Linked DNA regions of Homo sapiens: region 1 is linked to region 2. Evidence: read pairs that join two places in POLR2A ChIA-PET (ENCODE). Cell type or tissue: PC-3. All regions are shown on one strand. Each heading gives the region's core, and the rest is flanking DNA. Links, peaks and the distances in the headings are about the cores only. Region 1 overlaps EDC3 (enhancer of mRNA decapping 3). Region 2 holds the start of MIR4513 (microRNA 4513).

Evidence for each region. Peaks named below come from ENCODE experiments on the same cell type or tissue, not always from the same donor. Only the 100,000 strongest peaks of a DNase experiment are listed, where the experiment ranks them.
Region 1: POLR2A ChIA-PET joins it to region 2 with 11 read pairs; 8 of 35 experiments call an interaction of 5 or more read pairs at or near these places.

The regions. Positions count from the first base shown.
Region 1 is chr15:74,645,666-74,661,123 of GRCh38, forward strand. It overlaps EDC3 (enhancer of mRNA decapping 3), which reads right to left. Exons shown (of 7, transcript NM_025083.5): 4 at 10,068-10,403. Among named protein-coding and RNA genes, the nearest start is that of CLK3, 38 kb to the left of the region's middle. In PC-3, for the core only: no CTCF peak of the experiment used is centred there; a DNase peak (open chromatin) is centred at 7,956; H3K27ac peaks cover 1,541 bases.
Region 2 is chr15:74,782,581-74,798,038 of GRCh38, forward strand. It overlaps CSK (C-terminal Src kinase), which reads left to right. Exons shown (of 13, transcript NM_004383.3): 1 at 1-140. It overlaps MIR4513 (microRNA 4513), which reads right to left and starts at 6,177; the gene lies at 6,092-6,177. RefSeq lists enhancers at 4,888-5,107, 5,228-5,277, 5,288-5,397, 6,458-6,767, 6,798-6,877 and 11 more and a silencer at 5,220-5,397. In PC-3, for the core only: a CTCF peak has its summit at 5,363; no DNase peak of the experiment used is centred there.

The DNA of each region.
Region 1 (15,458 bases), core at 6,664-9,163, 140 kb before region 2:
CGAGATCATCCTGGGCAACATGGTGAAACCCTATCTCTACTAAAAATACAAAAAAAAAAAAAAAATTAGCTGTGGGTGGCAGCGCATATCTGTGGTACCAGCTACTAGGGAGGCTGAGGTCAGGGGAGCCCAGGAGGCAGAGGCTGCAGTGAGCTGAGATTGTGCCACTGCACTCTATCTAGCCTGGGCGATAGAGAGAGACCTGTCTCAAAAAAGAGTTGGGAAGGAAAAAGGGAAACAAAGTTAAGTGCTTCCAAATATGATTTAAAAATGTTTATAGAGTAACAGTACATCAAGCAAGTCAGTGGTGAAGTGGGGAACAGCCGGGGAAACAGAGAAAATAAAACGAGTAGAAATACAGAGACCGTTCCCAGTCTTTTTGTTGTTGTTGTTGTTTTGTTTTTTTTTTTTTTTTTTGAGACAGAGTTCAGAGTTTCACTCTTGTTATCCAGGCTGGAGTGCAATGGTATGATCTCGGCTCACTGCAACCTCCGCCTCCCGGGTTCAAGTGATTCTCCTGCCTCAGCCTCCCCAGTAGCTGGAATTACAGACGTGCACCACCACGCCCAGCTAATTTTTGTATTATTAGTAGAGACAGGATTTCACCATATTGGCCAGGCTGGGCTTGAACTCCTGACCCCAGGTGATCCACCCGCCTCGACCTCCCAAAGTGTTGGGATTACGGGCGTGAGCCACTGTGTCCGGCCCCCCAGTCTTATAATCTAACTAGAAACAAAAAAATACATAGGTGCAAACTTCAGAAAATAACACAACAGCCTTAAACTGTGTTATCCTGAGCACGAGTGCAAAGTATCAATTTCAAATCAGGAGCTACAGGTAGGAGATGTCAGGTCTCAATTTGAACTATGCCTTGAAAGACAGGCAGGACTGTAGTCACAATGAATAGAAGAGGGACTCCAGGTAGGAGTGGAGAACCATGAACTTCTCAGAGGCCAGAATGCATGTGACATGTGCAGATGAATATGTCCCTGCCTGAAGCCCAGAGGGTGGTATGAAGGCTCAGTGTAGAGCAGTGGGCAGGGCCAAGGTCAGAAGGTTTTAAAAGCTGAGCTGTTTTATGCAGGATAAAGTTGACAGGGGTAGAAAGTAAGAACAGAAAGACCAAGGAGAATTGATTTCAAGGGACATAGGGAAGCTATAGGATAGCATAAGGAACTAAAAGGTCATGAAAATTTCAAATGAAATTTTGAAGGAAGGAGAGACTCTGGGGCCAGAATGAATACTACTGAGGATAAAGAAAAATCTGTTGCCAAGGCTGCTACAGAACACAGTGTCTGCATATTAAATTAGAAAAAATGACCTCCCTAGTCCTTTCCAGACCTTTTTTTTTTTTTTTTTTTAAGAAAGGAGTCTCGTTCTGTCGCCCAGGCTGGAGTGCAGTGGTGCGATCTCGGCTTACTGCAAACTCCACCTCCTGGGTTCAAGTGATTCTCCTGCCTCAGCCTCCTAAGTAGCTGGAACTACAGGCATGTGCCACCACGGATAGCTAATTTTTATATTTTTAGTAGAGACAGGGTTTCAACATGTTGGTCAGGCTGGTCTCAAACTCCTGACCTCAAGTGATCCATCTGCCTCAGCCTGATTGCTAAATTTCAAGAGAATGGTATATACATAGAAATCAAACTCCTTTCTCACTCTGTCTAGGCACTTGTGGCTCTGGAATGGCAAGAGGGCACATATTAGCAAAGCAGTCACATTAGCAGGGACCAGTGCATTTCTGGAATGACCAATGGGCAGTTTCATAAAAACTCAGGTGTCAGGCTTTAATGCACTAGGCTCCAGATCCTCTAGCCCTTGGTTTGAGCTTAAACTCTTGGAAAACATGTAAGAAGCACAATGGTTCATTACTGGGGTAGGAGTCCAGCCAAGACACCTATCTTAACAGTACTGCTCTAAAACCTCATGAGATCACCAATGATCATAACCAAGCCCTTCAGGCCTATGACAACCATCCACCCGATTATCCAGGCCCAGGAACTCTGAAGGATTCCAAGGTAAAGAAAGGGACTGATACATTCTTCCACACCTGGCACTGAAGGATCTGCTAGAGCCTGAGGTTCCCCAACTCAACCAAGTCACTGGCAGGGAAGTCTGCCTGCTGGAGACACAAATTTAGAAACTAGGCTCATTAGCTGTGTTCAGTGAAAAGTTGTGACACTTCGCAGAGGAGCACAGGTTTATCCAGTGCAGGTGTTCTGTCCAGAACACCACCCAGAATTTATTTCCTGATGTCTCCCAGAATAACATCCTTGTGGCACCTGATCTAATCCATACACATACCGTTGGGGAATGAAGTTGGGGAGGGGGTTATGGGGAGACAAGGCAGGACCCTGCATGGGTTGGGTCTATGGGTGAGAAGGCAATGAGATGCTGACCAGCTCCATGGTGGTAGACACTTGATTCTCTCAATGGGAAGAATTATCTGCAAGAGTACAACAGCTGCCAAAGGAGACCTCACTACCTCCAGGTAAAATTCTTCAGTGGCACTTCTAAACTCCAAGATTTATTTCTTCCTGAATTCCTTTTGAACACACATGCAAAAAAATCAAAACAGATTTCTTGACTACCTATTTTTGAGGAGATAAAAACACTGCTGGTCTTGAAAGCCTTAGATTACTTCTAGAGGGACTCTTGGTGACAAGAAGCAGAGGAAGGCAGCTACGGCTCAGAGGCAGGAATGGAATGCCAGCTGTGAAAGAGACAACTGCTAGCCTGGAATTTTCTGAAAGCCAAACTTGTCCTAAGAGCTAGATACATCCCCACCAAGGCTCAAAGACTTAGCCGGCCAGCGTGAGAAGAGTAGAGTCACAAAGCCACAGGAACAAATCATTTGTGGCTTCACCAGCTGCCTCCCTTCCTAGCAGAAACCAGAACTGCCTTTTCCAAAAGAAATGAGTATTGGTAAAAGGTGCTGGAGCTCAGACCAGAGCACCTCACTCAAGCTTAACTGGATCCTTTTTAAGGAAATAAATAGGAACTCTAGTTCGGGTCATCCTCACACACTTCCTGTTCCCTAAATCTCAGCGCACAGTGTGGAAGTGGATCATCCTTCAGGCAAAGCTGCAGAGATGCCTGCACCAAGAGCACCCTACTGCCTCCCATCTGGGCTTTTACATACTTGAGGACAGAAGAGGGCTGCACAGTAGAAAACAAATGGTGGAGGTTAAAGAAGTCTACCCAGAAGGAAAGGCTCATGAATAGAGAATTTATTACAACAGAGGGAAGGAAGAATTCTAGTCATTTTTTTTAAACGTTGAGATAGGATCTTGCTATGTTGCCCAGGCTGGTCTTGAATTCCTGGCCTCAAGCAATCCCCCAACCTGTGCCTCCCGAGTAGCTGGGACCACAGGCACATACCATCACACCCTGGCTAATTTTTTTTTTTTTTTTTTTTTTGAGACAGAGTCTCACTCTGTCGCCCAGGCTGGAGTGCAGTGGCACAATCTCAGCTCACTGCAAGCTCCGCCTCCCAGGTTCACGCCATTCTCCTGCCTCAGCCTCCCAAGTAGCTGGGACTACAGGCACCTGCCACCACGCCCGGCTAATTTTTTTTTTGTTATTTTTAGTAGAGACGGGGTTTCACCGTGTTAGCACCCTGGCTAATTTTTTATTTTTATTTTTTTGTAGAGATGGGGTCTCATTATGTTGCTTAGGCCAGGCTCAAGCGAGCCAGCCTCCTGCCTCAGCCTCCCAAAGTGGTGGGATTACAGGTGTGAGCCACTGCAGCCAACTACACTTCTGTTATTAGTATATTTACATATTTGGTTCAGTTATACTCAGAGGCCCCTAAGGTGATGAACTATGACTTACCCAGAGTATTTAAAACAGTGTCTGGCACATAGTAGGTATTCTATAAATGCTGATGCTTTGAAATAATCTTACTGAGGTGGCCTTTGCAAATTCACATTTGAAGTCAAATATTTACTGAATAATAATTACAGATTGGGTATTGTGCTAGCTACTTTTCCACATAATCTCATTTAATCCACAGTATTAGCCCACTTTATAGATAAGGAAACCAGCTTAGTAGCCTCTCTTTGGCTATATAACTTTTAACTCCTCATTAAAGCTCTTAATAACCAATAACTCCCACATCTCCCTATCCCTCATTGTAGCAACTCTTGCCTTTGCTTTCTCTGGGCTCAGGCACAAAGCATTGCAGGAGGGAAAAAAAGGGGGGGGGGGTCACAAAACCATGTAGGCTTGGCCCACTATAAATTCGTGCAATCTCATGATAACTTGACTTGCTGCCATTCTTCCTGCCTCACAGGTTCAATACCTCCAAATCCTCCTGTTCACTCAACCCTGTTTTCAATCATCATAGCCTATCAAATTGCCCTCTGTTGCTTCCCTCATATCTTTGTGTTCCTTTCCATTCAATGGTCTAAATCCCTAGTATGTAAACTACATCATGAGCATGACTGGTCCTGCTCTGGTCTCTTCTCTCCCCTCTCGTTCCACCTGGAATCCTACCACAAGACCAGTCTTCCTAAAAGAGATTTGGATCATGTCATTTTCCTATCCAAAAGCCTTCAGTTGTTCCCTATGACTACAGGACAAGGATAGCACTGGCACACAAGGCCCTCTATGCTCTGGTCCAAAGCTATATTTTAGTTCCTTCTACTCCCCAGCACAAACTCTCTGCCCTGGCCAAGCCAGCTAATGACCAGTCTCCCACACAGCCCTTTACTCATACTATTCACCTGCACCTGCCTAGCCTACCCATGAATATCTTCCTCTTTCTCTCTGCCTGGTGAAATCCTGCCCATGTTTCAAGGCTTCCATCATGAAGCCTTCCTTGATGCAGCCTACAGGACCTCTCCTGCCTCTCAACACCTAGTGCACTTAATGTCCACACTTTCACTGGACTCTGGGCATATATGGAATCTTTCCATCTCCTATTACATTTTCATAACTTAAAGGCAAGGACTATCTTAGAGTCAGTTACACATAATAAACATAATAAACACAGTGTTTTGACTGACCCAAACTGTCTTAAAGTATTTCCTTTAGAATACCATGAGTGTTAGGCCAGGCGCGGTGGCTCATGCCTGTAATCCCAGCACTTTGGAAGGACAAGGTGGGCAGATCACCTGAGATCAGGAATTCGAGACCAGCCTGGCCAATATGGTGAAACCCCATCTCTACTAAAAATACAAAAATTTGCCAGGTGTGGTGGTGTGTGCCTGTAATCCCAGCTACATGGGAGGCTAAGGCAGGAGAATCACTTGAACTCAGTAGGTGGAGGTTGCAGTGAGCTGATACTGCACTACTGCACTCCAGCCTGGGTGCCAGAGTAAGACTCTGTCTCAAAAAATAATAATAAAATTTAAAAAAAAATTAAAAAAAGAATCTTATGAGTGTTGAATAAAGATTCTTCTCTGAAGCCTTACCACTTTACTAAGCAGTATTCTTTGGGGAGTTCTCACCACTGAACACAGAGTGCTCACACACATCTAGTGTTTTATATTTAAACTTAACACATGCACGTAGAATCAGTCTTCAAAGAATTTCAAATTACAAGTCTGGATCCAGAAAGACCCTGGCCAATCCAGAGTGTGATCACTGGACACCATTATTTAGCAGGGCAGGCCCAAGCTAGAGAAATGTCTGATGATCCGTGACTGCGGGAGACAGAAGCCCTGCCAAAGAACCTGAAAGGAATTTCCAGAGAGAAAAAATTGGGGTTAAACAAAGAGCTAAATTTAGTTGCTTCCTGAATGTGTTTTCCCAATCAATAGACCTAAAACAACACTGTTCCCCATCACAACACACACAGCTGGCAAAGAGTACTGCCAAGAGGAGTATGAGCAATTAGTGAATAATAGCTTATGTACTGTTGGTTGACACCACTTAGCATGAAGTCAATATATAGGGCACCAGCAGCAAGCTGTCAGAATCCTAAATCCCAAGCCATCACCAAATGGGTAATAAATATGTTGTTCTTTTGCTACCATGGGGATTAGTACAAAAGTACTTGGTATTCTAGGACATGAATGCCACAAGGCCAGACTGCGGGAGCTCTCCAAGTTACTTCTGTAAACTGCTGGTCCATTCCTGAGAGACTGCAGTACTAAAGAAAAGACTACAGAGATGTCCCTCAACTTACAATGAGTGTTATCCCAATAAACCCATCATAAATTGAAAATATCTAAGTTGAAAATGCATTTAATACACCTAACCTACCAAACAAACATCATAGTTCAGCCTAGCCTACCTTAAACCTGCTCAGAACACTTACACTAGCCTACAGTTGGGCAAAATCATCTGGCAAAACAGTACACTGTAGAATACTGGTTGTTTACTCTCATGACTGCACGGCTGACTGCTTTGACTCCTGCTGCTGCCCAGCATTAGAGAATATCATACCTGCATATCGCTAGCTCAGGAAAAGATCTAAATTAATAATTTCAACTACAGTTTCTACTGACTATTGCTTTCACATCATCCTAGAATCAAAAAATGATAAGTCTAACCATTGTAAGTTGGAGGATCATCTGTAGTCTATTTGCCATTAAACTGCCCTTCTCTTCTTATATTTTTCCTTTTTTTTTTTTTTGAGACAGAGTCTCGCTCTGTCACCCAGGCTGGAGTGCAGTGCTGCGATCTCCGCTCACTGCAAGCTCCGCCTCCCAGGTTCACGCCATTCTCCCGCCTCAGCCTCCCAAGTAGCTGGGACTACAGGCGCCCACCACCATGCCCGGCTCATTTTTTTGTATTTTTAGTAGAGACGGGGTTTCACCGTGTTAGCCAGGATGGTCTCCATCTCCTGACCTCGTGATCCACACGCCTCAGCCCCCCAAAGTGCTGGGATTACAGGCATGAGCCACTGCGCCTGGCCTTTTCCTCATTTTTATTCACATTTAGAAGAGAAAAGGAGATGTGATGGGTAAGGTTTTTGTGTTTTTTTTTTGAGACAGGGTCTGACTCTGTCACCCAGGCTGGAGTACAGTGGCATGACTTTGGCTCATTGCAGCCGCAACCTCATGGGCTCAGACGCTCCTACTTCAGCCTCCTGAGTAGCTGGGACTACAGGCACATGCCACCGTGCCCAGCTAATGTTTTCTATTGTTTGTAGAGACAGGGTCTCACTTTGTTGCCCAGGCTGGTCTTGAACTCCTGAGTTCAAGCAATCCTCCCACCTTGGCCTCCCGAAGTGCTGGGATTACAGGCATGAGTCACTGCACCTGGCCAATGGAAAACCCTTTACCAGCTGGGCGTGGTGGCTGACGCCTGTAATCCCAGCACTTTGGGAGGCCAAGGCAGGCAGATCACTTGAGGCCAGGAGTTTGAGACCAGCCTGGCCAACACGGTGAAACCTCGTCTCTACTAAACATACAAAAATTAGCCAGGCATGGTGGCAGGTGCCTGTAATCCCAGCTACTCAGGAGGCTGAGGCAGGAGAATCGCTTGAACCTGGGAGGTAGAGGTTGCGGTGCGCTGAGAGCTGAGATCACGCCACTGCACTGCAGCCTGGATGACAAAACAAGACTCTGTCTCCAAAAAAAAAAAAAAAACCTTTACCTCTCTGGGCCTCATGTCCTCATCTGTAAAATGAAAAAATCATACTAGGTGATCAACTAACCTAACACTAACATTTTATGCTTTTAGACTGTTTCCCTATATATTCTAGTTTGCCTTTTTTGATCCAAACATTTGGATAGCAGATCCAATGGAGAAAGTGTCCCCAGCTCTGCACTGACTGCCCCTCAGTGAAAACCTGCTTGAGGATTGTGCCTTGGAACTCGAACACAGAGAAAACCCCCCTGTAGAAGAAGTTGCTCAGTAAGATAACTGCCTGCTTGCTCTATTTCCAGCACAGACGCTGCTTGGCAAAAGGGCTTCCTTTCCACTCCTTGTCACTGTTAAGAACAAAGAGAAAAACCAGATGGCATGAAGCTGCTGGGCTTCTTTCCCCCTCATTGTCATGAACCAGTGGAGTGCAACTGGTCACTACATACCACAAGACGCCACACCCAAGTTTCTGGCTAAGGACCAGCACATGTGGTTTGTGGTATGTTTATTGATAGGAAAATAATTTTATATGACAGAACTTTTCACTTCAGTCATTAAAAACAAAAGAAGTGTGAAGATCAAGTTGGGGAGCCAGAGTGTGTAGCAGAAAAAAATTTCTACCTCTGCTTTTGTCCATGTTAGTAAATATTTTCTCATGCTCTGTTAGTTCTGAGAATTCTCCCTGATTCTCACTGTTATTCTCACTCTTAGCCACTTGACTCCAGGGCAGATCATAATCTTCCCAAGTTAAAAAAATCCTGCAGTGTAGGGCTGGGCGCGGTGGCTCACACCTGTAATCCCAGCGCTTTGGGAGGCCAAAGCAGGTGGATCACGAGGTCAGGAGTTCAAGACCAGCCTGGCCAACATAGTGAAACCCCATCTCTACTAAAAATACAAAAAAATTAGCCAGGCATGGTGGTGTGTACCTGTAGTCCCAGCTACTCAGGAGGCTGAGGCAGGAGAATCGCTTGAACCCAGGAGGTGGAGGTTGGCAGTGAGCAGAGATTGCGCCATTGCACTCCAGCTTGGGCAACAGAGTGAGACTTCGTCTCAAAAAAAAAAAAAAAAAATCCTGCAGTGTAAATAGTTCCAGGGAAATCACACGCTGCATAAACCAACAGCCTCAGCAGCAGCACTTGGACTACAGATATAGAGAGCTAGCAGCAGGAGCAGCTTCTTTTACAAAGAGGGCAGTAAAAAAGGAAGCAGTCAGAGGTAGATAGTTGGCTGATCTGGAGGAGTACCAGACTTAACAGATGATAACTGCCTTTGAAAGGCTTAAAACCTAGCAATTTAAATTAAACCCGATTCTGAGCTAGGCTGTTTGCCTTTACACAGGTGTTAAAAATCGAAGGACTTCGGCAAGTTACAGTGTCACTGTCACTGCCACTTAAGGAAACCACCTTAATAAACAGGCATGCCTACCAGAATCTGCCAGCAAAAGACTGACACAGTTCAGCAGCTTGTTTTTTTTTTAGCAGTCTTTCTTAGCCTGACAGTTGGCCTATTTTTTTTTTTCACATGGAAAGCACATGCAAGCTACTATACTCAGCGAAACCAAATACAACAGAGTCCTACTATTATCTATAAAAAAAAAGCCATGTCTGGCTTTCCTCCAAATGCAATTAGCTGCGTCCACAGTTCTCCTTATAGCAGCTACCAGCATTCAAGATTTATATTCCTTATATTCCAAACTTCAAACCAAAATAAAAATATTATACTCAATTCCTTCTCTACTTACTAAAATGATTATGACTTCCCCTTTAGCTCTTAGGATCATTCAATAACAATGGTTTTCAAACCATATTCCAAGAGGCCCAGTTAGTAATGTGGTTTGAGGGGAAGGGATGGGACACGGATGTGATGAATTACCTCTCTCACACTGCTTTAATCTGTTTTATATGCCATAGGTTTGAAGAAAAGGTTCTAATGCTAAAAAAAGAAACAATAATCACTGAGGTAATAGAACTAGATTATCATCTACAATGACCTACATAAGGCACTACACTGTTACATGAAATTAGCCAACTTTCAATGTCCTGGGCTAACAGGAGATAAGAACAGCATAGTAAAGAAATGTAATTTATTAAAACTCTATTTTTAGCCAATGATTCCAATCATCCATCTTCAACTGTTTTTTTGCAACAACAAATAATTAGTAAAACAGAGTTGAAGTCTGGTGAAATGTATGGGCAGTAATAGAGAAGCCAAAGTGAAAATAGATCTGAATATTTGAATCTACATAGCAGGCCCTTTGCCTTTAGTTGTTACTCACAGCATACTAAATAAGTGGCAGGCCATATCCTACCAGATACAGGATATACACAGACATCTACAGAAATTACCCCTCCACCATGGCAGAATGCTGTTATTGGCTGCAATCCCCAAGAGACAATAATACCGGGCCAGCCACCAAGCCACTTAAATTAATTCCTAGTGTGAGATTCTGACTCAGAAGCCAGGTCTTTCTGTTTCAAGCATAATAGAAAGGCAACAGCAACCAGCAGGATGTGGGACCTGATGCAACTCACCCGTGCAGAACTCCTTGCTCACGTTGTGGGGCACTATGATCCGTCGATAGACAATGGGCTCGGACTCCAAGATGTTCTCATCATGGCGGTACCGAGTGGGCCTTTCATTTGGGATGCCCCGGGAACGGGTACCACTTCTCCTTTCATAGGTATCAATCTCCTCAAACACAGCTGCCTTGTCAAAAAGAGCCAGGTTCCCTTCAAAATCAAAATCTGTGTCTGGGATCTCCTCAATATCATCCCCGAAGCACTCGTCATCTTTATTCTTCATCTGGCCATTCTTTAAACCACTTTTCTTGGGAGTTGCCTGATTTGGGTGCCTGCTACTAGATGACCCTGGAGAAAAAATAGGGACTAAAGTCAGTGTATCCACAGAAAGCGCTCAGTGAACGTGGAAAATACATTAGTCTTTTGTGGAGAGTGTTACAGGAACCAATGTGAAAATGGTAAAGGTAACTATTGCAAACTCATATTAAGTAGCACAAACAACAAATCTCATGTGCAATAATAGGTTTCAAACATCACCCAATCTGGGCACAGTGGCTCACGCCTATAATCCCACATTGGGAGGCTGAGGCAGGAGGATCGCTTGTGCCTAGGAGTTCAAGGCTGCAGTGAGTGATGATCACGACACTGCACCCCAGCCTGGGCAAAGAGCAAGAATCTGTCTCAAAACACACACACACACACACACACACACACACACACAAACAACAACAAATATTACCCAAGTAACTTGTTAATGAATATGAAATAAGCAGTACTCCTGGAAATCTTAACCAGTTATCCCCTTCATAAGGAAACTGGTAATGACAAAAGTTTTTCTGACAACTTACTATTAGCAAACAAGAGGAAGAGTAAGAATATAGCATGGTGGTTTTGACATAATGACAGAGGCAGGAGGCAGAGAAATTCTAGAGGCGGGTCCCTGGCGAAGCCCCACCTTTGAAGCTGAAAAGGCTGAGACTGTGGCCCAAAGTGAGAACTTATATCCCTGTTTTCCCACTAGAATGTTGTCTTTTCTTAAACCACCCATGGCTCTGCCCCCACCCTATCCTGTGCCTATAAAGACCCCAGACTCAGTCAGCAGAGATGAGAAACAGCTGGATGTTGGAGACTATGGCTGGATGTCAGAGAGAAGTGGCTTGACTTCAGAGGGATAGCTTGACTGTGTAACTATGGAGAAGAATTTGGCTGGAGACAGCCAGACTTAAGGGGAAAATTACCTACCCACCACTGACTGTCCCCTTTTCAGCTCCCCTTCCCACATAAATAAAAATAAAATCACCCACATTTACCATCCTTTAATTCATTCATGTGACCTCATTTTTCCTGGACACTGGACAAAAGCTCAGAAGCCATGAGTGCAGATACAAAAGACTGTCACACTGATCCTTTGCCCTCACTGGCAGAGGGCAGCTGCAGGCCCACTGAGCTGTTAACACTTAAGCCATCTGTGGATGGCAGAGCTAAAAGAGCACCATAACACATCCTCTGGGGCTTCAGGAGTTGTAGACACCCCACCTAGATGCTGCCATATGGCCTGCACAGAGTTCGCTCCTGCTGGTGCCCAGAAGCGCTCATTCTGGCTCCTGCACCGGCTCACATGTGCACTCCCTCCCACAATGGGTAGAACACAGTGGGTCTGAGTGAGTGGAGTTTGATCCCACTGGCACTGAAACAGACAGCCAGGTTCCAGTGCTTGTGCACTCCAGTTCCTGCCTTGTTCTCTCGCACACTCCCTTCTGCAAGGAGTTGAGAGCAGTGCGTGGAGTAAACGGGGCACCCCTGTCATGAGTCCTGTGAATAGGTCAGGGAAGGGAAATATCCTGCTTCAGTTTGAGTCTGAGTGTCTGGCAGTTGTTTAAGAGAGAAATACCCCCAGAGTAAAAGAAGGCCTGGTCTTATAGCCTGAAGCTTGTAGGAAAATACTATTCAGCTAGTCCTTAAATCTATGCTTACCCAGCAAGCAATCTTCTGATTTTTAATTTGGTCTTAGGCTAGATCCCAGCAGCAGGGAATCCCTGGTTTGCTCAAAAAATTCTACATTCTGAGCCAGGTATACACCTACCACTACAAATTGCTATTCTGACTTACAAACCTTTCTTTAGACCTTTCGGTTAACGTGATCTCTTTTCTCAGAATTTTATCTCTTGTGGGTAAGCAGTTTCTGAAACACCAAATAATGACAGGGTCCATACTGAACTGATCCTGTAGAGGCCACACTAATGCACATCCACAACAGAGTAGCCAGCCACACCCTGTCTCTGACACCTTATTTGGCTACTACACATCAGTCAACAACTACTCTAGCAGCCAAGGCAGAAGGTCTCACAGAATTCTCCAAACCACCCACCCCCAGAGAATCAAGCTCTGGTCTCCATCTGACTACCCTGAAAACGTGAATCAGGTGACTGGTATGCCAGACTGAACCTCTATCACAGTCTAAATAAATGGAATGTACTTCCTTCTGAAAGACTGGGCTCTTCAATTACTGAAAACACTCAAGTCACGGTTAGAATGATCCCAAGCAAAGCCCCTCACATATACTAAACCAACTATGCTGCCCTAACTCTTCTCATTGCAACCTCCTTCAACCCAAAGGACCAAGAGTTTGGAGAGCTAGGATCTAGTTCTCTCACCAAAATATTATATAATCTTATACCATCATCTAACTTCTCAGGGTCTTAACTTCCTGTATATAGAATGCTCACTGTGGTTATCTCCAGTAGAGTTTCTAGCATTAACAAATTAATATCAGCAAGATCAATTACAATAATTATTCTGAAAGGTATACACTATGCAAATACAATTTATGCCCAAGTATTCCTAATGCCTTGTACTGGTGTGGAAAAAGTGGTGATGGCAGTGAAGATGCAATTTACGTCTCTGAAAAAAAAAAAAAAAAAAAAAAAAAAAAAACCAAGGCCAGGCGCGGGGGCTCATGCCTGTAATCCCAGCACTTTGGGAGGCCGAGGCAGGCAGATCATGAGGTCAGGAGATCGAGACCATCCTGGCTAACACGGTGAAACCTTGTCTCTACTAAAAATACAAAAAATTAGCCAGGCATGGTGGCATGCGCCTGTAGTCCCAGCTACTCAGGAGGCTGAGGCAGGAGAATTGCTTGAACCCAGGAGGCGGAGGTTGCAGTGAGCTGAGATGCACCACTGCACTCCAGCCTGGGTGACAGAGTGAGACTCTGTCCCTAAAAAACAAAACAAAAACAAAACACTAAGGCTGACCAAAATTATGAAGGTAAGGCAGAGTGGTTGAGACACCACAGCCAGCTAGATGATGAACCACTATGAAGCTAGCCACAGTTTGGGTTAAGTTCTAGTTCCAATAATTTGATGAAGCACTCTGTGAGAGCACACTTATGCCATAGCTAGGTGCTAGGATGATAAAATACAACCAAGACATGCTGCTCAACAAGGAGAGAGAAGAAATATGTTGGGCACAGTGGCTCAGGCCTGTAATCCCAGCACTTTGGGAGGCCGAGGTGGGTGTATCACCTGAGGTCAGGAGTTCAAGACCAGCCTGATCAACATGGTGAAATGCCATCTCTACTAAATACAAAAAATTAGCCAGGTGTGGTGGCGCATGCCTGTAATCCCAGCTACACGGGAGGCTGGGGAAAGAATTGCTTGAACCCAGGAAACGGAGGTTACAGTGAGCCAAGATTGTGCCATTCCACTCCAGCCTGGGCAACAAGAGCAAAACTTCGACTCAAAAAAATAAATAAATAAAAAATAGAAATATATATATATATATATATATATAGGCAAATAATGAAAATATGATGTGATTAGAGTTAGAAAGAAGTTTATATAAAGTGCCATAGAAATATGGATGAGATGGGCTGGGTACAGTGGCTCATGCCCAAATCTCAGCACTTTGGGAGGCCAAGGTGGGCAGATCACTTGAGCCCAGGAGTTTGAGACCAGCTTGGGCAACATAGTGGGACCCCTGTCTTTATAAAAAAATAAAAAACCACATGAGAACACATCCTGGCTAAAAAATAAAATAAAAGAGGGCTGGGAGCGGTGGCTCATGCCTGTAATCCCAGCACTTTGGGAGGCTGAGGTGGGCGGATCATGAGGTCAGGAGATCGAGACCATCCTGGCCAACATGGTGAAACCCCGTCTCTACTAAAAATACAAAAATTAGCTGGGCATGGTGGCGCGCACATGTAGTCCCAGCTACTTGGAAAGCTGAAGCAGGAGAATCGCTTGAACCCAGGAGGCAGAGATTGCAGTGAGCCGAGATCACGCCACTGCACTCCAGCCTGGTGACAGAGCGAGACTCTGTCTCAAAAGAAAAAAAAATAAAATAAAATAAAGAGAAAGAAATATGGATGAGACTACTCAGGAGGCTGAGATGGGAGGATCACTTGAGCCCAGGAGGTCATGGCTGCAGTGAGCCACAGTCCACACCACTTGCACTCCGGCCTGAGCAATATATATATGTATATGACCAGCCTGACCAACATGGCAAAACCCCGTCTCTACTAAAAATACAAAAACTAGCCAGGCATGGTGGTGTGCACCTGTAATCCCAGCTACTTGGGAGGCTGAGGTAGGAGAATCGCTGGAACCCAGGAGGTGGAGGTTGCAGTGAGCTGAGATCAAGATTGCGCCACTGCACTCCAGCCTTGGGGACAGAGTGAGACTCCGTCTCCAAAAATATATATATATATATATATGTGTGTGTGTGTGTGTGTATATGAAAATATATGCATATATAATGATATTTATATATATGAAAATATATACATATATTTTACATATGTGGGTGAAAAAGCAGAGCTGGATCAGGAAGACAGAATGGGTATGAAAATACAAGGTCAGGATAACACCATTAGCAATATACACAGACAAGGGAAGAACAAAAGAATAAGGATTATCAACGTACTGCCTCAATATTAAATCAAAACATCCTATTAGAAATAGGTCTCTTGCCCAGTGGTCACTCTTCAGTGGGTATGTGTTTCCCCAGGGGTGGACAGAACGATTCACCAGGATGTAGGAAGAAGATACGGAATATTCTATTTATTTTTATTTTAACTAAAAACAGTAGAAATTAAACTTTATGAATTTTAATGTATTGATGAAAACCAGGACCCTTATGAAGTTCCATGCCAGCCAATTGCTGCCCATATTTGAGATATCTGAGGAAAATGTGACATTCCATAACAAGAAGTCTATCCATGCAAGTGGTTATACATCAATTTTTTAAAATTGCAGTAAAATATACATTACATAAAATTTACCATTTTAACCATTTTTAAGTGTACAGTTCAGTGGCATTAAGTGCATTCACACTATACAACCATGCCAATTTTTAACTAAAGCATACGAAAATGAGTATGTGGCTTAAAAAGATACTTGTAAA
Region 2 (15,458 bases), core at 4,947-7,446:
TCCTTGCACCCATACCTCTTTGTACCGCACCCCCTGGGGACCCCTGCGCCCCTCCCCTCCCCCCTGACCGCATGGACCGTCCCGCAGGCCGCTGATGCCGCCCGCGGCGAGGTGGCCCGGACCGCAGTGCCCCAAGAGAGGTGAGTGCCTGGCCGTCCCGGAGTGTCCCCTGGAGGGAAGAGGGTGGAGGTCGCGCGTCTAGTCTCTGTTGCTGCCACTGTCGCGTCCACTCCCATTCCCCTCTTCTCCCACTTCTCCCTTCTCTCCTTTACTCCCTTGCACGGGTTCGAATTCTCCCAGGAGCCACTGTCAGAACCCAAATTGGAAGGGAGTGCATGAGGGAGGTACTGCCCTGCAGCTCCACGGACTCGTCTTCTCGGGTCATCCCGAGTCCCCCCCTCTGTGGAGCTCAGAGTAGGAGGTGGCTGGAGTCTGGAGGAAGAGGATCCGTATGGGCCAGGTCCCTAGAGAGAGTGCTGGACTCCCCTGCCCTTCCCTGTACAGGGCCTCCCCGCAGGTGCCCTGGCTTGCTTGGTTCTGACCCCTCCCTCATTACCCCACCATGACCCTGCGGGCTGCAAGCAAGCCCAGGGCCCAGCCACCTCGGGTGAGCAGTTAGAAGCCCAGGTCCTAGGACTGAGCCTGTCACCCTTGGCCTCTCAGAAGACCAGGCCTAAGCCAAGGGATCTTTGGGTGGGAAACTGGGCAGGCCTTCTGCCCGGGGGGAGGTAACGGAGCATTAGCACCATGCCCCCACCTTCTGGCACCCTGGGCAGCCCATTCTCCTAGGCTCTTTGTGGCCCAGACCAGGTGTCAGGAAGGGGTGTGTCCAGCCAGCAGATTTTTTGGAGCTTAACTACCAGTTCACTTCCCCGCCCATTTTGTACACCCGGGAACCGAGGCTCAAAGGGAGAAGTTGCTACCCCAGGCCTCTAGTGGAGTTAGGCTGGCTGTCCTTTCATCCCCAGCTATACAGGGCTGGATGGCTGTGGGTGGAAGGAAACCAGGCAGGCACCTTCACCCACTGGGGACACAGGCCCCCAGCCCGGCCCCAGAGGGACCTTGTTGGTTGAGCACGTGCTTCCCTGCAGAGGGCTGGAGGGAGTGAAAGGGCTTCCGGCTCCAGCTGTGGCTGGGTCAGCTAGCAGGAGATGTGGGGAATGTGTGGTGTATGGCCATCTGTGTGGTGTGGCAGGAAGGTCCGGTCCTGGCCCCGGCTCTGAGTTGAAACAACCTGGTGGTCAGTCCTGACCCAGCACTCGCCACACCTATGGCCCAGCTGGCACAGGAGCAGCCAAGTTCAGGATATAAATGGGGTCACATGGGAACCGTGGAAGCTCTGTCTCCACTGGCAGCAGGCTACAGACTGGGGACATGGGAGCATTGTGAGAGTGGGGACACCCAGGGGGCCTGTTTCAAGCTCCTAGTACCCTGGCGGTTCCAGTGTCTTTCTTGGTTGTGGCCACAGCAGGAACAGGGCAAGGACAGCAGGGGTGAGGTTGAGGCCTGGCAGGATCCTCTGGCCCAGGAGAGCAGGCATTGCCCTGGTGGGTGCTGAGCAGTGTCTGGGCTCCCTTGGAGCTGCTGGCAGTTTTGTCCTGCTGGGTCCCTGCTCACGATTTAGGGTTTTTTTGTTTTTTCACTTTTTTTTCTGGCTGTCCTGACATGCACAGTGGAGGGGACCCAGATGTCCTGGGCCTGTGAGACTCCCCTCACATGGCCCCACACCCAGCCCTAACTTCCTTTCCAGCCTGAGGGACTGGGGCTGGAGCCTGACATGGTTAGCTCCCTCCCACCCCAGTCAGCCTTTTTAATTTTTATTTTATTTTATTTTATTTTTTTACCAACTGTGAGCTGTGAAGGTGTGATCCAGGGTCCCAGGGCCTTTGAAGAAAGGAGTCTGGCTTCTGGCTGGCACGTGTGCAGGGATGTGCTTTTCATTGGTGAGCTTGGTGCCCTCCACCCTCTCAGAAGCAGCTGCTCTTCTCTCTGCATTGGGTCAGGGGCAAGGAAAAAGCAGAAAATGTTCCCATTCACCACCGCAGGGGGGCCAGACCCCAAAAGGCTGAGCCACACAGAGTGGCCCTCGGCAAGGGTTGGAAATTTCGGGGACAGAATGCAGCTTCCTCCAAACAAGTATAGGTAGGGGTTGAGACCCAGGATCCACAGTGTGACATGGCTGCCCCCCAAAGGGGGCAGACCCACCTGGGTGCGGTTCTGGGCTCCATCTTTTGAAGGATTTTAAAACCTTGACAGGTCATCTTCAAAGAGCCAGGGATGTTGACTGAGTCTGGGAAAGAGAAAGTAGGGACAGATTCTCATATGTCTGAGGGACTGTCCCAAATGAGAAAGGCATCCCATGGCAGAAATTGTCCCAGACACGTGGGCCAGAGCTAGGGAGCAGGTGGGTCCCAGGGAAGTGAATCTGAGCTCATTATAGGGAAACCATGAATGTACTCATTTTCTTGATTTAGAAAATAACAAAACAGCGCTACAGGAAATTTAGAAAATGAAACAAAAATCACCCACTATTTCTTCAGCAGGCAGTGACTGTGTTAGCATTTTGGAGTTCACTGCCAGTCTTTTCCCCATCCTTTTCCTTCATTGTCGTTGTCACTGGAGTGTGTGTGCCGTGACACCTTTTTTCATTTAATACTGCGTCTGTGGGCATTTTCTCATGGTGCTACGCGGTCTAAGTAACGTTGCTTCTAAAAAGCTACAGAACATTCTAGGCTGGCCTGCTGCAGCGCCATCACCCATACACTGGAGCGTGTGCATTTTTCCCCTCTGTTGCTGTTGTGGTTGTCGTTACTATGAGTCCCAAAAGCAGCCAGGGTGTTGGAGGGCACAAGCAACTTGGCACCCAACTGAATGTGGGTTCCAGGCCCAGACATGCCACTTAGGCCCAGGGTAGAGGGACCTTAGACAGGTCACTGACCTGCTGAGCCTCGTTGATATAAATAACAGGATGGTAACACCTACTTCAGAGGAAGGTGTAAGGACAGTGTCAACTAACTAACCAAGGGACTCTAAAGTGCCTGGCACAGCCCTTTCTTCACTCCCTCTGTGAGTAGGATTGGCATTGTTGAAGGAGTGCCCACTGCTGGCTGCCTCAACCTGTGGGGAAGGTGCCTGAGCCACGGGCCAATGTTGACTGACCACTCACCTGGCAAAGAGGTGGTCTCCGCCTGAGGAGCCCCTGTGAAACCCCCTGGCCCTGAGGTTCTAGAATACTATGGCCAGTGCCCTTGCCTGCCTTCCCTTCTCCCCATTACCATATGATTGGCTGGCCTAGGACATGGGGCTGGCCCTGGGAAGATGGGCTGCTGGTTAGGGTCCGGGACCTGACTCCACCCATTCCCCTTCCGGTCTCCCAGCATCAGAGCTAAATAGACAAGGCCTCTTCTCTCTCTCTCTCTCTCTTTTTTTTTTTTGTGTGTGTGTGTGTGTGTGTGTGTGTGTGAGATGGAGTTTTGCTCTTGTTGCCCAGTCTGGAGTGCAATGGCGCGATCTTGGCTCACCACAACCTCCGGCTCCCGGTTTAAGCGATTCTCCTGCCTCAGCCTTCCAAGTTGGGATTAGAGGCATGTGCCATCACGCCTGGCTAATTTTGTATTTTTAGTAGCGATGGGGTTTCTCCGTGTTGGTCAGGCTGGTCTCAAACTCCTGACCTCAGGTGATCCACCCACCTCGGCCTCCTGAAGTGCTGGGATTATAGGCGTGAGCCACTGCGCCTCTTCTGTAAGAGCCTGGCTGCCTCCTGCCTCCCAGCTCTGGCTAGGTCAGCCCAGCTTGGCATTTTCCCAGAGGAAATAGAGGCCTGCTTAGCCTGAGACTTAGACAAGGAACCCAGGCATCCTGAGCCCCAGCCCAAGAACAGCCATGCCAGCCTCATCTTCGCACCCTGTTCCAGTAGCCAAGGAAGGGAAAGAAGCTGGGAGATTAAGGGTAGGGGGATTCTGGAGCCTCCCAGAGCTTCCCAGGAGGGAGTTGGACACATCGGGAAACTCATGTTAGCCTCCCCCTCCTCAGCAGGTGTTCCCCAGGTCTAACCTGAGTGTGTATCACTGTGACACACCTGCTTCCTCTTGTTCTACTTTTGTGGAGACCAGGGTAACTGGGAGTGCCCTCCTACAGCCACCCCGTGGGCAGTAGCAGGACACCAGTCTCCTCCTGGCAACCCTGGGCCTAAGAGACTGTAGCCCCAGATGACCCTAGGGTGGCCCAGGACTAACCTAAGGAAGGGGTCCTCCCCCAGGTGGCCCATTCAGTGCAGAGGTCCCTTGGGCACACGACTTCAGACTCCAGCTGCCAAACTTTGGCCTGTGGAGTATCTCCTCCTCCCTGGTCTTAGTGTAAGGGAAGTGGGCATGACAACTGCCCTCCTGTCCCACAGCTTGGGATGGGATGAGGTCACAGGGTGGGGTCCGCCCCAAGATGCTGGCCTGGCCTGGCTCAGATGAGAGCCCTTTGGGTGTTTCTCAGTTTCCCCCGCCCTTGGTTGGGGACAGGATGGGTGGAGGAGCAGGCCACCCCCAACGCCCGGCAGGGAGCACTGCCTCCCTTCCCCCTCTCCTCTGGGTCCCTTCATCCAAGGGCTGGAAATAGAATCCGCTAAGTAATGATTAAAGTCAAATTCAGACCTAAAAATAAAGAGCTGGTGAAGGAAGAGCTGGTGCTCCCTGCATGGCTGAGGGGAGAAGTGAGCAGGGAGAGGCTGGCTTTGGGTGGCTGAGCCCCTGCTCCTCGGGATCAGAAGTACTCCACCAGTTGGGGGGGTGCTCTTTTATCTGCCATGATGTGGCCCATTAAGTGTAGACGGCACCACTCAGGGCAGACTGGCAGGACCCATTAGAAAAAAAATCCCATTTTTCCCATGGGGAAACTGAGGCCCAGAAAGGAGAAGTGGTTTGTCAAGCGACTATTTGAGAGCTCCCCTCAGCAGGCCCCCAGGGACTGGAGGGCCCTGTGCAGCCCAGCCTGCCCTTTCTGCCTGCTCAGTTTCTCTTCCTGGTTTTGAGGTGCTAAGATGAAGTCAGCTTCTCATCACACACTAGCTGTGCACACACCCTCCAACCGCAGCTTCCCTCCACCCCTCCTTCTGTGGTCTGGGCCCAGAGTCGAAGGAACAAGTAGAAGAGAGGCTGCTTGGTGCCCCCCTGGCTGTCCTGATCATGGCATGGTTGTAAGCCTCGTGGGCAGGCGAAAACCTGGGCATCATCTGCCCCCCTTGGACCCTGGCTGCTGCTTCTCAGCCCAGCCTGACACCTGGTCCTCATGCAGACTCGCGCATCTATCTATCTGCAGCTTGTGCTGTCCGTGCTGCAGGGAGACAGGAGGGAAGGATGAAGAGCAAACCCTGAGAGCGCCTCTGCTGGCGGGTAGAGGAGACGAGGAGTCAGTGAGGGGAGGCCTGTGGTTCTCACTTCCTGGCAGAGCTGGTAGGAGCTCTGAAGCTGGGGCTCTGCGTGGGCTGGGGCAGCCTGGAGGGCCTCCTGGAGGGGAAGGTCCTGTGAAAGTTGAGAAGTGTTTGAAGAAGAAGCGTGGTAGGAGGAGAGGTCCTTGTTTGAAGCTTCTGCCCTCTCTAGGGCTGCTGGCTCTTTTCTGTGTGTCCCTCGACAGGCTCTTGGCCTCTCTGAGAGGCTGGGGTATGCAGACAAGCAAGAAGTGGGCACAGAAGTACCTCTGCTTCCCAGAGCAGAACAGCCAAGCTCTGGGCAGACCTCCCCTCGGTGCCCCCCACCTGTCCATTTTCAGGGTGTCGTCTGTCCTGCACAAGGAAAGGTGGGAAGAAAGGTCCCCTAACCAAGGTTCAGACAACTCTGAGCTCAAGTACCCACACAGCTAGTTCCTCCTCTGTCAGAGATCACCAGTCCTTGCCCTATGGGGTGTTTGAAGGATTAAGTAACTAATGCAGTGCCCCAAACCCGGTTGGGTCAGTCAGCTGTAATTCCCGTGTTCTCATTCTGCAGCCCATCCTGCTGGAGGAGTGTACTGGTAACACCCCCATCTCCCTTAAGTAGTAGCAAGTCTGTCCTTTGTGTTGATCCCCACAGCTTTACCTTCTGAGCTGTGTGTTCTGCAGATCCTGGTTCTGAAGTGGGGAGACCAGAAATCTGGGGGCCGAAGTTTTAGACAGCTTATGGGCCTCCAGCCGTCAGTCTCCCCACCTAGAATGTGGCCAGGAGACTTCCGGGTGAGGGACAAGAACATGACTTTGAAGGGTCCATTGAAGGCTAGTGCTGAGAGGCTATATGCAAATGCAGGCAAATGAAGATGCAAAGACCACATCCTGTGCTAAGGGGGTGGGGGAGCAGAGGCCTGGGTTAGGGCCCTGGGGAGGCCCAGAGTCCCCATTGCCCAGCGCACATAGGTAATTAGGCTCCTGAGCGGTAATTAGAAACCTTTCTGGGCCAGGAATGGCAGCCTCAAGCCGCAGCGGTGCCTGGGGAGTAGGCTCCCCATTAGCCTGCTCTAACCCCAGCCCCCACCTCTCCCAAACCACTAGACGGGATTTCCGGTCCCACTGAACCATTGGGGGCAGGGGAAAAAAAGCCAGTGTGTTGCTATAATTTGGTATTTATCCATTAAATCCGCCCTTCTCCTTAGGTCAGGGTGCTGACGGGAGCCCCGGGATGGGGGTAGGGCAGCGTGCCCTGGAGCCAGAGCAGGCATTCTTCTGTTCCTTCGTAACCGCCCCGGGAGGTGTAGGCATCTCCAAGACCCTGGCGCCCAATTCTGCTGCTGCTCACCCTGAGACACCTGTGCAGTGGGGGTGCTGAGGGACCACCAGCGCAGGCTGCGGGGGTCAGTGGAAGCCCTCGGGCACCCTTCCTTGCCTGATGTGTGGTGGGGAATGTCACAGTGCCTCAGCCTGGTGTCCTCTGCAGAACCAGAGGTGGAGCTGATTTTATTGCTGCCAAACTTGCCCAACTGCTGGTGGGTGCCCCGCCCTCCTCAGGTGCACTGCCCTTTGGAGGGGCGGGCCCAAATCTGAAACTTAATTCTGCCTGTATCTGTACTATGACCTGTAGGCCCTGCTCGGAGGTTCCCTGGGCCCCCATCCTGAACCTTCTTCAGTCTTCATTAACTCGCTCTGTACCACAGTTTGCAGTCTTAATCCTGGTTTACTTCAAGGCGCCCCTCTCTCAGTCACTTTCCCCTAAAATCCTTCTAGCTCCTGCTCCCCTCACCCATCTTCCTGGAAGCCTTCCCGGGTGGCCCCTGTCTCACAATCTATTGAGGCACTGAACATACCAGGCCATGGCTGACCATCCAGTAACCAGGAGGACAGGAGCCGGGTCTGCATTTTGTGGTGGTTCCCAGCATCCAGCCCTGGCTTGTGCACAGAGGAGAGGTGTGTGAGTGGTGACCTTGGGTCCCCAAAGGCAGGACCTCTTGAGTCCTTTCCTTCTCCACCCGGATATCCTGGCCTACCAAGCATGGCTCTGGGCACACAGGAAGGCTTCTAAAACACTGGCTCAAAGAATGAGAAGGCAAGGTGGACCTTGCTGTTGCCTGTTTTGCCTCCAGTGGCTGTCCCCATCCCCCAGAGCATCCAGCTAGGTCCTGTGGCAGCACCAGAATCTCCGGGGGCCAGGGCCCTGAGTTCCCCCAGGTCTTTTGTGCACTTCCCTTTTCAGTGGGTATTTTTAGCTGGGCGTAAACAGTTACTGAAGGCTCCCACGCCCCATTAGGCAGCAGAGTTTTGGCAAGGGGGAAGGGCAAGGGAGCCCCTTGACCTCCCCTGGCCCTCAGCACGTGCCTGGCCTTGGGGGTCTACAGCTGCTTCCAGGGTAGGAAAAGGGCAGCCTGGGAGTTTCTGGGCTCCCAGTTCTTTCTCCCCACTCCTTGTCAGCCTGGGCTCACAAGAAAGGCTGCCTGAGGCTGCAGCCACTGACCTCAGCGCTTGGGCACAATGCCAGCCTGTTCCCGGGACCCCAGCACAAGGGCTGCTGGGAGCCGGGTTTAGGGCAGGAAGTCAGAGTGAAGCACTGGTCCTGCCACATCCCAAGCCCCTTGTCCCCTAGCCCTGCGGGAATGGGGTGACAGCTGCTGTCCCTTTGGGGTTAACTATAGTCCTATTGGTTATGAGACCTCGGTGTGGTACAGCCAGCCTGGCGTCCCCTTTTTTTCATTCGTTCATTCATTCATTCATTCAGCACTCATTTACTGAGCAGCCGCTTTGGGCCCAGCCCATGCAGACGTGAGTCAGACCCTCACTTTCCCCCTGCAGAGCTCCCAGTCCACCCTAAACCACAGGCCACAACCAGTGAGGTTCTCACTGGAGCACGGGGATGTGTGAGAGGCCTTGGAGGCCTCGGCAGCCAACACAGCTGGGGACCCAAGGAATTCTCCAGAGAGAGGTGATTTACAAAAAGTTTCTTATTTCCAGTTTTAAGGGGGAAGGTAATAGATGCATGTGGCTTTAAAAAAATAATAATAATTTTTTTAAAAGCCCAAAAGGACAAAATAGCAAATGAACAGTAAAAAGTAAGTTTCTCTTGAACTTGATCTCACTTTCCCTTCTCATCCTAGAGGCAACCTCTGTTACCAGTTTCCTCTGTCTTTCCAAAGATAATCGAGGCATATTTGAGTTTAGGGAGGTGTTGCATTAATACCTCTTTAAAAACACAACTTGTAGTATTCCATAGAGAACCTGCACCTGGCTTTTTTTTTCACAGCCTTTTATTTTGAGTATTTGAAACCTACCAAAAAGTTGAAGTAATAGTATAATGAATATTCATATATCCTTCATGCAGATTTGCCAGTTCTTAACATTTTGCCACATTTACTCTATCTCTTCTTTTATCTACATAGACATATGTGTGTATGTATTTTTTGCTGATTTGAGTGTTAGTTGTAGGCATTGCATCTTTCACCCTAAGAACTTTAGCGTGTATCTCTTATATAATCACAATGTCATGATCACACTTAAGAAAATTGACATTAATTCCATATTATCTACTATGTCCATTTCCCCTCTCCCCAAGTGATTTTTATAGCTGTCCCCCCGACCACCCCTTGATATAGAATTCAATTCAAGATCATTTATTGAATCTTGTCATGTTTCTCTAGTGTCCTGTTCAATCTAGAACATTCTCCAGCCCTTTTTTTGTTTTGCTCTTTTATGACATTGACATGAAGAGTCCGGGCCAGTTGTTCTGGATTTGTCTGATTGCTTCTCCCTGGTTGGAGTCAGGTGGAACAGCTCTGGCAGGAACGCCCCCCCGGGCAATGCAGAGTCCTCCTCCAGGAGGCACTTAGTGTCCATGCGTCACCTTGCTGGTGATGCTTCACTGGATCACTTGGTTCCGGGGTTGTCCGCACGTCTCCCTGTAGTGCAGGTGCTCCTTCCTGTTTCCAATTAGCCTGTGGGATGGGACTTGGAAGCTGTGTCTGTTCTGCTCCCCTGGCAACTTTTTCTTCAATGACTTGAGCTGGTGTTTTGCCATTTTCCATACTCTATCATGGGGAGTGTTCAGTATCGGCATCTAGAGATCTCCCCTGGCCCCATCACAGCTAGAGCTATGCTGTCCCCTTTCAGGGACATCTTGTAATTTATCCACCCAGCCCCCAACTGATGGACATAAAGGCTGTCTCCCCATCATCTCCTGCTACTACAGACAGCACTGCAGGGACTGTCCTGCTGTGTTTTTTTAAGGCATGGGTACTCCAGAAGCAGTTGCTCAGCTGCACCCCCAAGGTTGAGTGGAAGTCCCTCGGTAAAGGAGGAGGAGAGAGTGTGAAGGGAATGGCAAGGCGGGGAGGGAGACAGGGCACAGGTGTCCTGGCAACAGCAGATGGGAAACAGGTCTGGCTAAGGTACCAGAAGCCAACAAGTCCCAGAAAGGTCAAGTGACTTTCCCAAGGTCACACAGCAAGTTGATGGCAGAGCTGGGTACAGGACTCAGAGCATCTGACACCCAGGACGATGTTCCTGCACTGTTCCATAGAGTAGCCCGACTCTTAAGTTTAAATAACCCCAGGAAGGACCCCCTCTCTGTGCCTGACCCCCGCTGGGTTGTAGAGGCCTAAGTTTGCAGTAGCTCCTCCCAGCCACTCTGGCTGTCAGCCTCTGACCTGCAGTGGGAGGGTCTCACCTTCTGGAGATGTTTTAAGGAGGGGACCCCGGCCTAGGCACTAGCTGGGAAGCCACTGAGCCATCTTGTCTGCGGCCACTGACGTCAGTGCTTGGGCACAATGCCAGCCTGTTCCCGGGACCCCAGCACAAGGGCTACTGGGAGCCGGGTTTGGGGCAGGAAGTCAGCGTGAAGCACTGGTCCTGCCACATCCCAAGCCCCTTGTCCCCTAGCTCTGTGGGGGTGGGGTGACAGCTGCTATCGCTTTGGGGTTAACTATAGTCCCTTTGGGGTTAACTATAGTCCCATTGGTTATGGGACCTCAGTGTGATGTAGCCAGGCTGGATTCCCCCTTTTGTTTGTTCATTTATTCATTCATTCAGGGGTCTCATGACCCCACCAGGGAGGAGCCGTCCAAGAGAGTTAGCAGCTCCCACTTGCAAGATGTCTGTGGCAAGGCAGGCACTGTTCTGGTGCTGAGAGCTCAACTCCAGTCCTCACAGCAGCCCCCAGAGCCAAGGAGTATCACCAGTCCATTGCACAGATGGGGAAGCTGGGTTCTAGAGTCACAGCCAGCAGAGTAAAGGTGATGAGTTTAGCCCTCTTCCCTGTTTCCAGACCCTCTGAGGCCTTCAGAGCCCAGCTCCTTGAGGCAGCCCACCCCGACCGCTCCTAGGCTTACCCTTCCCTGAGCACCGCCCCTGTGCCCCTCATAGCTGCTTCTGCCTCCTCCCTCCTCCCTCCTCTCCCTTGCCCCTAGGCTAGTGTGGTCCCCATGGCAACTCCTGGGGCCTGTCCGGCAGGGAGGCACGGGGCTATGGGGAGGGCTGGCTCAGCAGCTCAGGAGTTTGACACCTGAGGGGGACAGAATGCTCACTCAAGGTGTGGCCCTAGGGACCCCCGCCTTGCCCCTGTGGGCCTCACTTGGGGTTCTCATCTGCAAAATGGGGATAATAATAGCTTCTCTGTCTCAGAGTTGTTAGAGGATGTGATGAGCCATAACGTGCCAAGGACAGGGCCTGGCACAGAATAAGTGCTCAGAAAACAGGGCCTGTTATTATTTTTATTATTATAATCAAGGCAGTGGGGAGGCGGCGGTGGCAGTAGCTGTAGGCCAGGAAGGGAGTGTTTGCAAACTGACAGCTGGAAGGGTGACTAACAGCGCAGCAGCCTCCGCGCCCCCCTGTGGTGGCAGGGAGTTTGGGGAGGAAGGGGGAGGCATGGGGATGTGGAATGCTAGCAGGGCCCCTATTCAGAAGGACCTAAAGGTTGGGGGCCCAGCCAGCCCTAGTGGGACCCTAATTCAAGCTCTGTCACCCCTAACTAGCTATGTGACTTCAGGCAAATTGTTCAACCAGTTGAGCCTCAGTTTCCGCTTCTGTGAAATGGGGGTAAGAGGGTTAGAAGAGCTCACAATCCTCCTTCCCTCCCCGCCACCCCCACCCCCACAGCTTACAGTCCACAGGAGGCAGGGGCAAGGGGTCCTCACCACCCCCACCCTCACAGCTTACAGTCCACAGGAGGCAGGGGCAAGGGGTCCCCGCCACCCCCACCCTCACAGCTTACAGTCCACAGGAGGCAGGGGCAAGGGGTCCCCGCCACCCCCACCCCCACAGCTTACAGTCCACAGGAGGCAGGGGTAAGGGGTCCCCGCCACCCCCACCCCCACAGCTTACAGTCCACAGGAGGCAGGGGCAAGGGGTCCCCGCCACCCCCACCCTCACAGCTTACAGTCCACAGGAGGCAGGGGCAAGGGATGGTTCCTGTACTTAGTGGTGACTGAGTCATGTGGATGGAGGCAGGTTTCAGGCTCATCCTCCTTGGGCCTCAGTGTCCCTGCCTAAACAGCAGGATTGATGGCCTGGCCTCTGGGGATAGAAAGGGCCCTGTATTCTGGGAGGAACGGAAGCTCTTTCATCCAGGGGATGGGGCAGGGGCGCACCAGACATTTCCAAGTTCAGGGTTTCATTCCAGCCCCTCCTCAGCCAGCTTGCAGGAGATACCTGTCCTCCCCTTCAGGGTAAGCAAGACTTAGAAGGGTTGAGTCACTCACCCCAAGTCGCACAGTCAACAGAGCCAGGTATTAAGCCCAGGCCTGACTATAGAGCCAGGTGTGCGGCCTGGAAGTGTTGGTTCTCCCTGGCCGTCTCCTCCCCAGCTCCTTCTGCTCTCCATGATCACATGCCCCCCTGCTGAGGCCCCATCGCCCTTGGAGTCAAACCCTGGTTCCTCACATTGGCAGTGGAAGTCCCCCTGCTGCCTGGCAGAGTTTATGCCAGGCCCACTTGAAACCATCCCCTACAGTGTCCCCTGAGCAGCGGTGCTCAAGGTGGACTCTGGAAGTGTGTGGGGTCCTAGAGCCCCAGATGGGCAGGGTCTGCCTTCCCGCTTCCCTCACCATCGGCTTCCACCTGGGCCAGTTTCTCATACTATGCCAGTCCCCTGCCTGACACCTTTGCTCAGACTGCTGCATCAACCTGGGGTGCCTTCCCTGGCCCGCCCTCTGCCTGTGTAAGCCCTGCAATCTTCAGGGCTCAGCCCCAGAGCTCCCTCCTCCAGGGAGCCTGTCTGAGCTCTGCAGTCCGTGCCTACTTCACACCCCCAGCACTTTGCACTAAAATGTCTTCTCCCGCGCCACTGCACTCCAGCCTGGGCAACAGAGCAAGACTCCGTCGCAATAATAACAATAATAATAAAATAAAATGTCTCCTTCCACTGGGGTAGGTAGCAATATTTGTGACTGTCAGCCTAGCCCCCAGACCTCATCCACTGTATCAAAGAGCCCAGCAAAGAGGCTCATGGAGGAGTTTCTCTTCTAACACACTGTGACCACGAAGATGCCACTGGCCCTTTCTCACCCTCAGTTTCCTCACCCGTAGAAAGGAAACAGTAGTTCCAGCCCCTCTGCTTCCTGAGACAGGTCCAAGGGGGCTCTGGGCTGGGATTACAAAGTATGTGTGTGCAGACGGGTGGGTTGCTGCTCTCAGGGAATGGGGTTGGCTAGGGTAGCTTTTTTGGGGAGTCAACTTTATTGAAGTAAATATACGGTTGACCCTTGAACAACACAGGGGTTGAGGGCATCAACCTCCTCCCTGCAGTCAAAAAATCATATATTAACTTTTGACTCCTCAAAAACTTAACTACTAATAGCCTATTGTTGTCAGAAAGCCTTGTAGATAAAGTTGATTGACACTCATTTTGTTTGTTATATATATTATATACTGTATTCTTACAATAAAGTAAGCTAGTGAAAATAAAATAAGAAAATCATATGGCCGGGTGCAGTGGCTCACACCTGTAATCTCAGCACATTGGGAGGCTGGGGCAGGCGGATCACTTGAGGCCAGGAGTTCAAGACCAGCATGGCCAATATGGTGAAACCCTGTATCTACTAAAAATACAAAAATTGGTCTGCTGTGTTGGCGCACGCCTATGATCCCAGCTACTCAGGTGGTCAAGGCATGAGAATCACTTGAACCTGGGAGGCGGAGGTAGTTGCAGTAAGCCGTGAGTCACCCCACCACTGCGTTCCAGCCTGGGCGACAGAGTCTTGCTGTCTCAAAAAAAAAAAGAAAGAAAATCATAAGGAAGAGGAAATATATCTACTATTCTTTAAGTCGAAGGGGATCATTATGAAGGTCTTCATCCTTCACATTGAGTAGGCTGAGGAGGAAGAGGAAGAGTTGGTCTTGCCGTCACAGAGGTGGCAGAGGTGGAGGCGGAGGAGGTGGAAAGGAAGGCAGAAAAGGCAGGCACACTCAGTGTAACTTACTGAAAAACATCCAGCCACGTGTGGTGGCGCATGCCTGTGGTAATCGCTACTTAGGAGGCTGAGGCAGGAGGATTGGCTGAACCCAGGGGTTTGAGGCTGCTGTGAGCTATGATCACGTCACTGCACTCCTGCCTGGGCAACAGAGTGAGACCCTTTCTCAAAAAAAAAAAAAAAAGAAAAGAAAAAGAAAAAATCCATGTGTAACTGGACCTGCGCAGTTCAGACCCGAGTTGTTCAAGTGTGCACTATACACCAAAAAGTGTGCCGATCGCAATGGTACAGCTCAGTGAATTGTCACAGAGTGGACCCACTTCATGATTGGGCTCAGACAGTCTGAAAACCAACCCCAGAGGTCCCCTTGCATTCCTTCCAGTCTCCCTGTCCCAAGAGCAGCTATCCTGACAGCATGGATTAGTTTGGCCAGATTTTGAACTTTATTCAAATGGAATTACATAATATGTACTTTCCTGTGTCTGGCTTCTTGGTTAACATTTTATTTATTTATTTATTTATTCATTCATTTAGAGGCAGGGTCTCACTCTGTCGCCCAGGCTGGAGTGCAGTGGTGTGACCTTGGCTCACTGTAGCCTTGACCTCCCCAGGCTCAAGCGATCCTCCCACCTCAGCCTCCTGAGTAGCTGGGAGTACAAGCACGCAGTACCACCCCCGGCTAATTTTTGTATCTTTAGTAGAGACCGGGTTTCGCCATGTTGCCGAGACTGGTCTTGAACTCCTCCTGGGTTTAAGCCATCTGTCTGCCTCAGCTTCCCAAAGTGCTGAGATTACAGGTGTGAGCCACTGTGCCTAGCCATCATTATGTTTTGAAATTTATCGGGATTGGCCAGGCACGGTGACTGGCACCTGTAATCCCAGCATTTTGGGAGGCCGAGGTGGGTGGATCACCTGAGGTCAGGAGTTCGAGACCAGCCTGGCCAACATGGTGAAACCCCATCTCTACTGAAAATACAAAAATTAGCTGGTTGTGGTGGTGCATGCCTGTAATCCCAGCTACTCAGGAGGTGGAGGTTGCAATGAGCCGAGATTGTGCTACTGCACTCCAGCCTGGGTGACAGAGCCAGACTCCATCTCAAAAAAAGAAAAGAAAAGAAATTCATCAGTGTTATTTAATGGTTGGAGTTTGTGTTGGAGTTTATTTAATGGTTGGTGTTTACTGCTGTACGTAGTCCCTTTTGTGAATATGCCACTGTTTATCCATTTTCCTCTGGATCGGCATCTGGGCAGCTCCCAGTTTGAGGTTTATTACAAAGCATGCCACTTGTAGCCCTCCTGTGCCTGTCTAGGCAGACACATGTCCTGTGTCCTCTCGGTGTGTACCTAGAAGTGGGGTTGGTATATGTTTAGAGATGCTACCTGGGCGGGATTTTGCAGGTGAAGGACCCAAGGACCCACAGAGCATAAGGGACTTTCTCAGATCACATAGCCCCTTCTCAGAGCTGCTCCGGGGCCCCTTTCCCCACAGAACAGTAGCTGGAACCAGGCCTGGGGCTGACGGTCAGGTGTCCATTGTCCCACTAGCCCCCTTTGCTCCTTTCTATCAGTCCTGGAAGGCCCCCTGTGGCCTTAGGGTTGGTGGCTCCCTCTGC